3 separate regions of the Mus musculus genome follow, and regions 2 and 3 are each linked to region 1. The links are chromatin contacts, found by POLR2A ChIA-PET in ENCODE. All regions are on one chromosome and are shown on one strand. The core of a region is the stretch at or near the end of the contact, and the rest is flanking DNA. Distances in the headings are between cores, read along the strand shown. Region 1 holds the start of Dus3l (dihydrouridine synthase 3-like (S. cerevisiae)). Region 2 holds the start of Gtf2f1 (general transcription factor IIF, polypeptide 1). Region 3 holds the start of Clpp (caseinolytic mitochondrial matrix peptidase proteolytic subunit).

What was found. ChIA-PET counts read pairs that join two places held with the same protein, here RNA polymerase II (POLR2A).
Region 2: POLR2A ChIA-PET joins it to region 1 with 10 read pairs in embryonic stem cell. The contact joins the promoter of Gtf2f1 here to the promoter of Dus3l in region 1. POLR2A ChIA-PET finds 5 or more read pairs at or near these places in 4 of 5 experiments (Patski and embryonic stem cell).
Region 3: POLR2A ChIA-PET joins it to region 1 with 27 read pairs in Patski. The contact joins the promoter of Clpp here to the promoter of Dus3l in region 1. POLR2A ChIA-PET finds 5 or more read pairs at or near these places in 3 of 5 experiments (Patski and embryonic stem cell).

What each region holds. Positions count from the first base shown.
Region 1 is chr17:56,763,291-56,766,207 of GRCm38, forward strand. It overlaps Dus3l (dihydrouridine synthase 3-like (S. cerevisiae)), which reads left to right and starts at 1,461. Exons shown (of 13, transcript NM_144858.2): 1 at 1,461-1,651; 2 at 2,235-2,502. The coding sequence starts at 1,566.
Region 2 is chr17:57,009,789-57,012,705 of GRCm38, forward strand. Gtf2f1 (general transcription factor IIF, polypeptide 1) reads right to left here and starts at 1,500. Exons shown (of 13, transcript NM_133801.2): 1 at 1,321-1,500; 2 at 1,188-1,234. The coding sequence starts at 1,332. It also overlaps the pseudogene Gm17949.
Region 3 is chr17:56,988,875-56,991,791 of GRCm38, forward strand. Clpp (caseinolytic mitochondrial matrix peptidase proteolytic subunit) reads left to right here and starts at 1,390. Exons shown (of 6, transcript NM_017393.2): 1 at 1,390-1,639; 2 at 1,732-1,803; 3 at 2,420-2,516. The coding sequence starts at 1,454. Gm33509 (a long non-coding RNA gene) reads right to left here and starts at 1,049. Exons shown (of 2, transcript XR_385672.4): 1 at 835-1,049.

The sequences.
Region 1 (2,917 bases), core at 211-2,710:
AATGCTGCACCTCATGGTTAACGGTCTGTACGGTTTCACAGTTATCAACTGCCAGGCTGTCACGCCTCCTGCGGGAAGCCAGCCTGGGTTGCCTTGCACAGAAGAGGACGGAGTTGCTTTGAGGAAGGGATCTTGTTTCTGTCGTTGCCCTTTGCAGCCCTGTTTCTTCCAAGAGCGTGTCCTTATCACAACCCAATTGTAGACGCTACAAAGGAGCCTCAGCCTTAAAATGCATTGTTATTCCCATCTTGCCCAGTAGGGACGGTAGAGAGCAATGGCGCAAACAGGGTGCTATTGTGGTCTAAGGCTAATTAATCGCTTTACCTCTCTGGGCCTGTTTCCCCTTATGTTATACAACCAGCAGAGTCTAGTTCGTGCGTTGCGGGACAGCCTGGGCTACAGGGTGAGACCCCCATCTCCATGAATTAAATAAATTTAAATACTGATTGGTTTGACTTGGCTTTGGTTGAGACATGTAGCTCAGGCTGGCCTCAAACACCAGGACTGCCAGGGCTATACAGAGAAACCCTGTCTCGACCCCCTCCCCCCCCCCCAAAAAAAAAAAAACCAAAACAAAAACAAAACACTACCTCCCGATCCACCCAAGTGCTGTTCTTACATGTTTAAGCACATTTTTATTAAAATAGTAATTGCAGGATCGGAGAAGTGCCTGATGTCAGGCTCAAGGGGCTGAGTTCAATCCCGGGACCGACATGGGGATGCAGGGACCCCCGCCCCCCATTGTCATATGACCTCCACATAAGGGTGACACACAGGAGACCCACACACACACAATAGATGAGTAAATGTCACTTTCAAAGTAACGCTGGCACACACCTTTAATCCCAGCACTTGGGAGGCAGAGGCAGGAGGATTTCTGAGTTTGAGGCTTGCCTGGGCTACATAGTGAGACGCTGTCTCAAAAAAAAAAAAAAAAAGAAAAAAGAAAAGAAAAGGCAGTACAATAAAAATAATTCAAATTGCCACGCGTTTATGGGCCACAGTGGCTCACGAAGGGCACTGTCAAAGGACAGCGTGTCCCCGTGAAGTCATTTGATCCTTCAAAGCTGTTGGTATTTTTTGTTTGTCTTCTGAGACACGGTTTCTCTGAGTAGCTCAGGCTGTTCTGGACCTCACTCTATAGACCAGGCTGGCCTCGAACTCATGATTCACCTGACTCGATCTCCCCAGTGCTGGGATTAAAGGCGTGCGCAACACCGCTCGGGCTGCGGTTTTTTATTATAAAATAACAGACTCGTTTGTAAAAGGGACAGAAGCAGAGTAGGTGAGTGTGAGCTGCACCCACACCCACACCCCCAGATTCACTTCCACGGATCAAGAGTGACCCACGGATGACCGACAAGAACCCCTCCGGGACCCTTGAGCACTTCCGTTTCCTGCGCAGCCTTGGCCCCCCCCCCCCCCGCCCCCACGGTCGTGCGCACGCGCGCCTTAGCAGCATTGCTGTAGTCTGAGCGTGCGCATTTCTTTCTGTAGGCTCCAGAGGACACGAGCGACCCGGAAGACTTTCCTGCCACACTCCAGAGCTGGTGTGAGGGGCATCGATGGCGGAGACGGCAGCGGAGAGCGGTGGTGGCGGTGACTCCGGGGTTGGCGCGTGCGAACGGGGGGTGGCGCCCATTAAAGCTCAGTGAGTCGCTGGCGCCCGTCAGCGAAGCTGATGTGGCCTTCCCGGCGTCCGTGGCGGGTGCGAGTGGTGCATGCTGGGAGGTGTGGCGGCATCCTGGAGAGCGGCATCCCGGAGGCGCCAAAGTCTTTACCTACCTTCTGCTGACACACGAGTGTAACATGTGTTGGTTGTCACAAGCCATGAGGCCGGCTGTGCACATAGGCAGCTTTGGGGAACCAGAAGCAGGGCCCGAGGTGCATGGTGGGGCTTGTAGTCTCCACGAGGGAAAAAAAAATGGCTCGCAGCGAAAGACCTGGGAAGGGTGGTAGCTTGAGTCTCGCTGCCAAGCATGCTGGGGTTTGTAGTTCCTTCGTAGCCTACCAAGGATATTGATATTTGTGTGTCGCAACCCTTAAGGCAATTCAGTTCTCAGAGCAGAGACACAAATGGCTCCTTCAAGTGTAAAACAGGTGTCCCCGTGGCACTGGGTGAAAACTGGCTGGTTCTAAGTAGGGAAAGCTTCCTGCAAGCAGGAGCACGTGAGCTTGGCATTAGCCCCCAAGCCCCTTTCCCTGTGCACATCGAGCCTCTCCCGCTCTGGCAGGTACCGCACAACCAAAGAACGGTTCCACGAATATCTGGATGGAGACAAGCAGGAGGGTGCATGCCAGGAAGTGCCCACAGGAGACCCAGCTGAGCCAGGGGCCAAAAGAATTCGCCTGGAAGATGGGCAGGAAAATGGGAAGACAGAGGTGGCAATTGAATCCCGTGAAAGGCAGGTGCCCAAGAGGGCCCGTGGCCAAAACAAAAGCCGGCCCCATGTGAAGCCAGCACACTACGACAAGGACAGGCTCTGCCCGTCCTTCCTCCAGGTGAGGGGTGGCTCTACAGGCTTGGCTTAAAGTCTGAAGATGCTGTGCTGTGACAAATATATATGACCCTTGACCTACAGGGACTCGACCTAGTAGTGCCTTGCCTTGGCCCCTGGTGCTGCCTTCAAAGTCATTGACCCTCAGCCTATCTACACATCACACTTGAATTTATTTATTTTTGGTTTTTTTGAGACAGGGTTTCTCTGTGTAGCCCTGGCTGACCTGGAACTCACTCTGTAAACTAGGCTGGTCCTGAACTCAGAGAGCACTCCCAAGTTCTGGGATTAAAGATGTGCTCAGCTATTTCAATTTACCTTTTTTTTTTAAAAAGATTTATTTATTTATTTATTTATTTATTTATTTATTTATTTATTATATGTAAGTACACTGTAGCTGTCCTCAGACACTCCAGAAG
Region 2 (2,917 bases), core at 250-2,749, 250 kb after region 1:
ATTGATTATTCATTCAACAAATCTATGCTTTACACCCTTGGTTGTAGGTAATTCTGGGAACTCATAAAAGACTCCAGAGCAATGGTTCTAAAGCTCTGACCCTCTAATACATCTCCTCATGCTGCGGTGACCCAATCATAAAATTATTTTTGTTTAGTTCACAACTGTAAGCTATAAATGGTCATGTAAATATCTGTGTTTTCCGATGGTCTTAGGCAACCTGCAAGTTGAGAACCACGCTCTAGTTTTTCAGGGGTTTTGTTTTGTTTTGTTTTAAAGAATCAAGATCCATCTCATCCAACCCAACCCCATCAGATAAAGATCCACAGACACTAGGCTCTCTTACAGCATCACATACAGAAAGAGTGAGAGCGAGAGCAAGAGCGAGAGTGAGAGAGGAGAGACAAGAGAGAACATTCATACACATAGATAATAAATTAAATCTTCAAGAAACAAAGGGACCACCAGGCAGAGTTGGCACATGCCTTTAATCCCAGCACTTGGGAGGCAGAGGCAGGTGGATTTCTGAGTTCGAGGCCAGCCTGGTCTACAAGGTGAGTTCCAGGACAGCCAGGGCTACACAGAGAAACCCTGTCTCGAAAAACCAAAAGAGAAAAAAAGAAAAAAGGAACCAAAAGTGCGGAGGACCCCTATGTAGAAAGAAGGGCAGGCAGGCAAGGGTCTTAATGGATCTGAGTGGGTTCAAAGCCAGCCTGATCAAACCATCTGAACTACACAGTAAGACTCTTGTCTTCAAAATAAACAAAACTTAAGAGGGGGCTGGGTGTGGCTCGGTGGTGGAGTACTTGCCTAGCATGTACCCACCTAAAATAAAGTTAGAAGTTGAGGGACATGGCACTTGGCACAAAAAAACAGGATGTATACCACCTGTGACCAGTTTGGGGTTTTCTTTTATTTTGGGACAGGACCCGACTATGTAGCCCTGGCTGTCCTGGAACTCACTATACAGACCTGGCTGGCTGCGAACTCACAGAAATTCTCTTACATCTGCTTCCCAAGTGCTGAGATTAAAGGCAGTCACCATGTCTGACCTGACCCGTCTGACTCAGGGCAAAGTCACCGACCCCTGACATTAACTACCAAGGGGTAACTGTTACTGTGTCTTGGACGGGGTGGCAGGGGAACACAGGGCCGAGGTTCTGGAGTGTGGGTGGACGGGGACTTACTTGGGGACTCGGACGACGTACTCGGTGACATTCTGGCTGCTGGAGCCCTGCAAGAGAGCAGGGGTCTGTAAGGCGAGGAGAGGGCGCGGGGTCTGTTCTGCGACACCTCTGTCCCCACCTCATTCATACTCACTAGAGCCGCCATGGCCGTTGCTCAAGCTGCTCCCGGTCGGCCTGACGGGATGAACTTCGTTGTGTCCCTCGGCTCCAGGAAAGGGAAGGCACCTTTCCTGGTTGTCACGTTAGTGTGATGCTGTGCTTTGGATTTCCAAATCCTTAAGTCTCGGAGAATGCTGGAAGACGAGAAAAAGAGACCTAACTCTCTGCGCATGCGTTAGAGCCTGACCCGGAAGTTGAGCTGCCACACCGAGAAGAGCGCAGCCGCTGTAACTACTCTAGATCACCAGCTTCGGAGAGAAAGCCACCTTTTGGCGGCGTTCTCTGTTTATATACCACGGAAAAGTCACGTGTAGACACGCCCGTCGTGACGTCACGACGCAGGCACCGCGGAGCATCCTGGGTAGGGTGGAAATGGAGTCTCCTGGTAGACGCGAACTCGATCCTCTTGCGCAAGCGTAAATGTGTCCAAGAAGCGGGAACGGAGGCCGAGTTGCCATGGCAACCGAGGCCCACTCTGTGGGGTGGCTTCTTCGGCTCTTCTGGGGCGGGTCTGAGGTTCAGTTTTCTGTGTCCTGGGATATGGGGATCCCGAGGATCTTGCAAAATGAGTCCCTTGTGACGTAGAGCGGAGCCGGGGACTCGGTGCAGGGTGGAGACAGGGCCCCAGCGTACCCCGGCATTGCGGGCGGGATGGGTCTGTGCGAGTCCACGCTGCCCCAGCTGGGCAGAGCTTTGAGGCCCCAGGAGAAGGGTAACGACGTGGGGTGGTTGGTTTACATGGGCCAACGAAAGGGGGAGATGGGCAAGTATCCCCACTACCTGGGGGTGTACACCAACCCCTGCACGGAAGGAACGCATCTGCGCATGCTCCCACCTCACTGTTGGTTGATGCCTTTGGCATATAACTTGAGTAGAGGAGCCAGTGTCGGAAATGGAAAGTACTATTCTCTGGGGACAAATCAGAGAAAGGGAGCCTACGGGATGCAAAGGAGTTGGTTAAGCAGAGGGGCAAGGGAGGCACAGGCATTGAACTTGAGAGGAATGAGATAGGCTGATTCCATGACTGTCTTTGCATAAACAACTGACTCCACAGATGTGTCTAGTAGGGGAGGCATTCATTTCTCCGCCTTCAGGGAGTGCGCCTTAAGTTACAGAGGCTGGCTAGGAAGACCAAAGTGAACTGAAAGGGACAAAGAACGAGGGCTGACTGCGGAGGAGAGGAAAGGGCAGAGAGGTCTTATCCCAACTCAGAGGTTGTGTGACTAGAGGCACAAGCAGGCAGCATAGAAAGGACCGCATGGTGGGCGGAGCAGGGTGCTACTGGGTGAGTTTGAGGGCCCTCTTCTTTATCTGTAAAATGGGGTGATGGAGTCACTAAGGCACTTCATGGAGGTCTGTGCAAATGGCTCAGGAAAATCCCCACAGGGGGATGCTTCAACGTGAGTCCAGGATTTCTTATAGACTTGCACTAGTACCATCTTTCTTCCCTGAACACCATAGATATCCTGAGGTATCCCCTGATCATCTTCGTGGTGGGGGGGCCCGGCTGCGGGAAAGGGACCCAGTGCAGAAACATGGCTCTGAAATACGGCTTCTACCATGTGGAGCTG
Region 3 (2,917 bases), core at 140-2,639, 230 kb after region 1:
AGGTCAATTCCAGTTTGGTTTCTGCATGACCCATGAAGACACCAAAGTGACTGGTGTCTTCAGCAACTGAGTCTTGTCATCTAATTATGGTGAGCAACCCAGAGTAATGACAAGAGCCTGTGTCGTTTGGAGAGCTCTAGGGAAAAACATCTCTGGCTTTTGATGGTCATGTCTGGCTTTTATGCAATTTAAAGGTACAAGTCTCCAGTTACGCAAGTGTATCTTCCTCAGGGAACATGGCAACCGCTTTAAGTAATGCTTACATCAGGCGACAATTAAGAAAGTTCCAGAATGTGCCTGAGGTGGTAGCAGAGCATGATGTCTCAGCCCGATACAGATGTATTGTAAAGGAGCCTAGCACAGGGCAGAGGGGAGTGACACGTGGGAAAAAGTGTGGCTGCTAAAAAGAGTTGCACTGACTGCTCTTCCCAAGGTCCTAAGTTCAAATCCCAGCAACCACATGGTGGCTTACAACCACCCTTAATGAGATCTGACGCCCTCTTCTGGTGCATCTGAAGACAGCTACAGTGTACTTATGAATAATAATAAATAAATCTATATCTAAATATCTATATCTATATTATTTTTTTAAAAGAGTTGCAGGGAAGACAAAGAAGATGAATGCAGAGGTGATTGCCTGACTGTCGCAGGTTCAATGGCTCAGTTTCACCTCTTCCAAGAGCCTCCAGCTGCAACGTAGGCACAGACGAGGCAGGTATGGCGGTGGGGGGAGCTCCCAGAATCTTGGTCTTACGGCGACAGATCGAGATGGCGGGCACAGTATTTCTCAAGGTATAGGACCATGCACATGGACAGTAGGCACTGTCTACCTACCCTCCAGTTTTACTTGGACAAAAAAGGAACGCTTCTAGAAAGCTGGACGCCCTCTGAAAACGAATACAGGTGTAGCGAACGTCCAGAACTTGTGGCAAGATCCAGGCCTCCTCTCCTATCTCAGTGTTCACAATGCCCTAAACTACATTGTTCAATAAATCCCCTGGCGATTCCTGGTCTAAGTCCTGTCCCAGAGACACTCTCCTCCTTTCTCTAGCGAGCCTATACGGGAGTCAGGGGTCGCAAAGCAGCTGGGAATTGTAGTTCTGGAAGATCAATTGGTTACAGGCCAGCACGTGGACCTGATTGCTGCGGGACGATGGTGGTGGGCTGGTGCGTCCCCTAAGCCTCTTCTCACCCTTTGGTGAGCACCTCCGTGAGCTTCTTCCCGCGTGGGCACCGGGAACAGCGCAACCTCGTCCGAGAACTTCCATGGGACTAATACGCGGGTTTTTCTTATTTATTCGAACGCCTACCTCTAACGAGGACCCCACCCACAGACTTATCCCCGCCTTCTTCAGTTCCGCTTATTCTGTTCTCGGAAGTGGATGAGCCAGTGACTCCCGCAAAGCACGCCGGGTGTTGTAGTTCCGGAAGCCAAGCCGGAGTGCGCGTCGTCATGTGGCCCAGAGTGCTGCTGGGGGAGGCCCGGGTGGCTGTGGACGGATGTCGCGCTCTGTTGTCTCGCCTTGCCGTGCATTTCTCCCCGCCATGGACTGCTGTGAGCTGCTCACCCCTGCGGAGGAGCCTGCATGGAACTGCGACGCGAGCTTTCCCGCTCATCCCCATAGTGGTGGAGCAGACGGTACGGTGACCTGATGGGGACATGGCGCGGAGGCTTGTAGTCGGTCGGCGTGCAAGGGAGGATGACCTTTCACATCTTCTTTTCCCACGAAGGGTCGAGGCGAGCGCGCTTATGACATATACTCGAGGCTGTTGCGGGAACGCATCGTGTGCGTCATGGGCCCGGTGAGCGACCCCGGTCCTTCCCGGGCACACCTTGTTGTCTCACCAACATTTATCCTTTGTCAAGCTCTGTGTCATATAACCCCCTCTTCCCCCTCATCCTTGGTGACCTCCTAGACCCTAGGCCCTAGACCCTGACCTTAAACATTCTTTAAAAAAAAAAAAAAAAAACTTGAGCAAAATTTTTGCTTTGTAGTACAGGCTAGCCCCTACCTTTCCATCGTCCTGCCATAGCTTCCCAAACGTTGGAATGTAAAATGTGCATTCTTACCATAGTCTGCTGTTGTCAGCCATTCTTTGTTTCAGTTTATCCTTTGGTCTTCTGAGTCAGGGTCCCAGGCTGGCCTTGAACTCCCCATGTAGCTGACAGGACATTTGAGGGAGGGATGAGGTTCCTAAACCAGACCAGGTGTAGGCAGTGCTTAAACCCAGGGCCTTTTGCCTGCTAGGAGAGCACTCCGTCCCAGTCTTGTCCCCAGCTTAGGGTCTTCCACTATCTGGGGCTTCCCCAGCCATCTCTTCCTGTGCTGGAAATTCCTGGTTCCCAGGGCCTCAACTCCTTAAGCCTCTATCCATCCCACCTTCAACCTGAGGATACCTCTGCTCTCCCCACCTGCAGATTGACGACAGTGTGGCCAGTCTGGTCATTGCCCAGCTGTTGTTCTTACAGTCTGAAAGCAACAAGAAGCCCATTCATATGTATATCAACAGCCCAGGTAAGCCAGGACAGCCTGGTTGTGGGGTCAGAGATAGCCCCTTTGGGGAAGACATGCAGCCTTGTGCCTCCTACAGAATCTAAAATTTAAAATCGCTCAAAGCAGGGTATGGTAGTGCACACATTTAATTCCTGCACTTGGGAGGCAGAGGCAGGCTGATTTCTGAATTCGAGACCAGCCTGGTCTACAGAGTGAGTTCCAGGATAGCCAGAGCTACACAGAGAAGAACTCTTATCTCGAAAAACAAACAAACAAAAAAAAGTAAGAAAGAAAGAAAGAAACCCTTTCTCGAAAAAAAACAAAAAAAAACAAAAAGAGAGAGAGAGAAAAAAATCACTCTAAGACGGTCTCTCACTGGCCTGGAACTTTCCAAATATGCTAGTATACCGGGTCAATGAGCC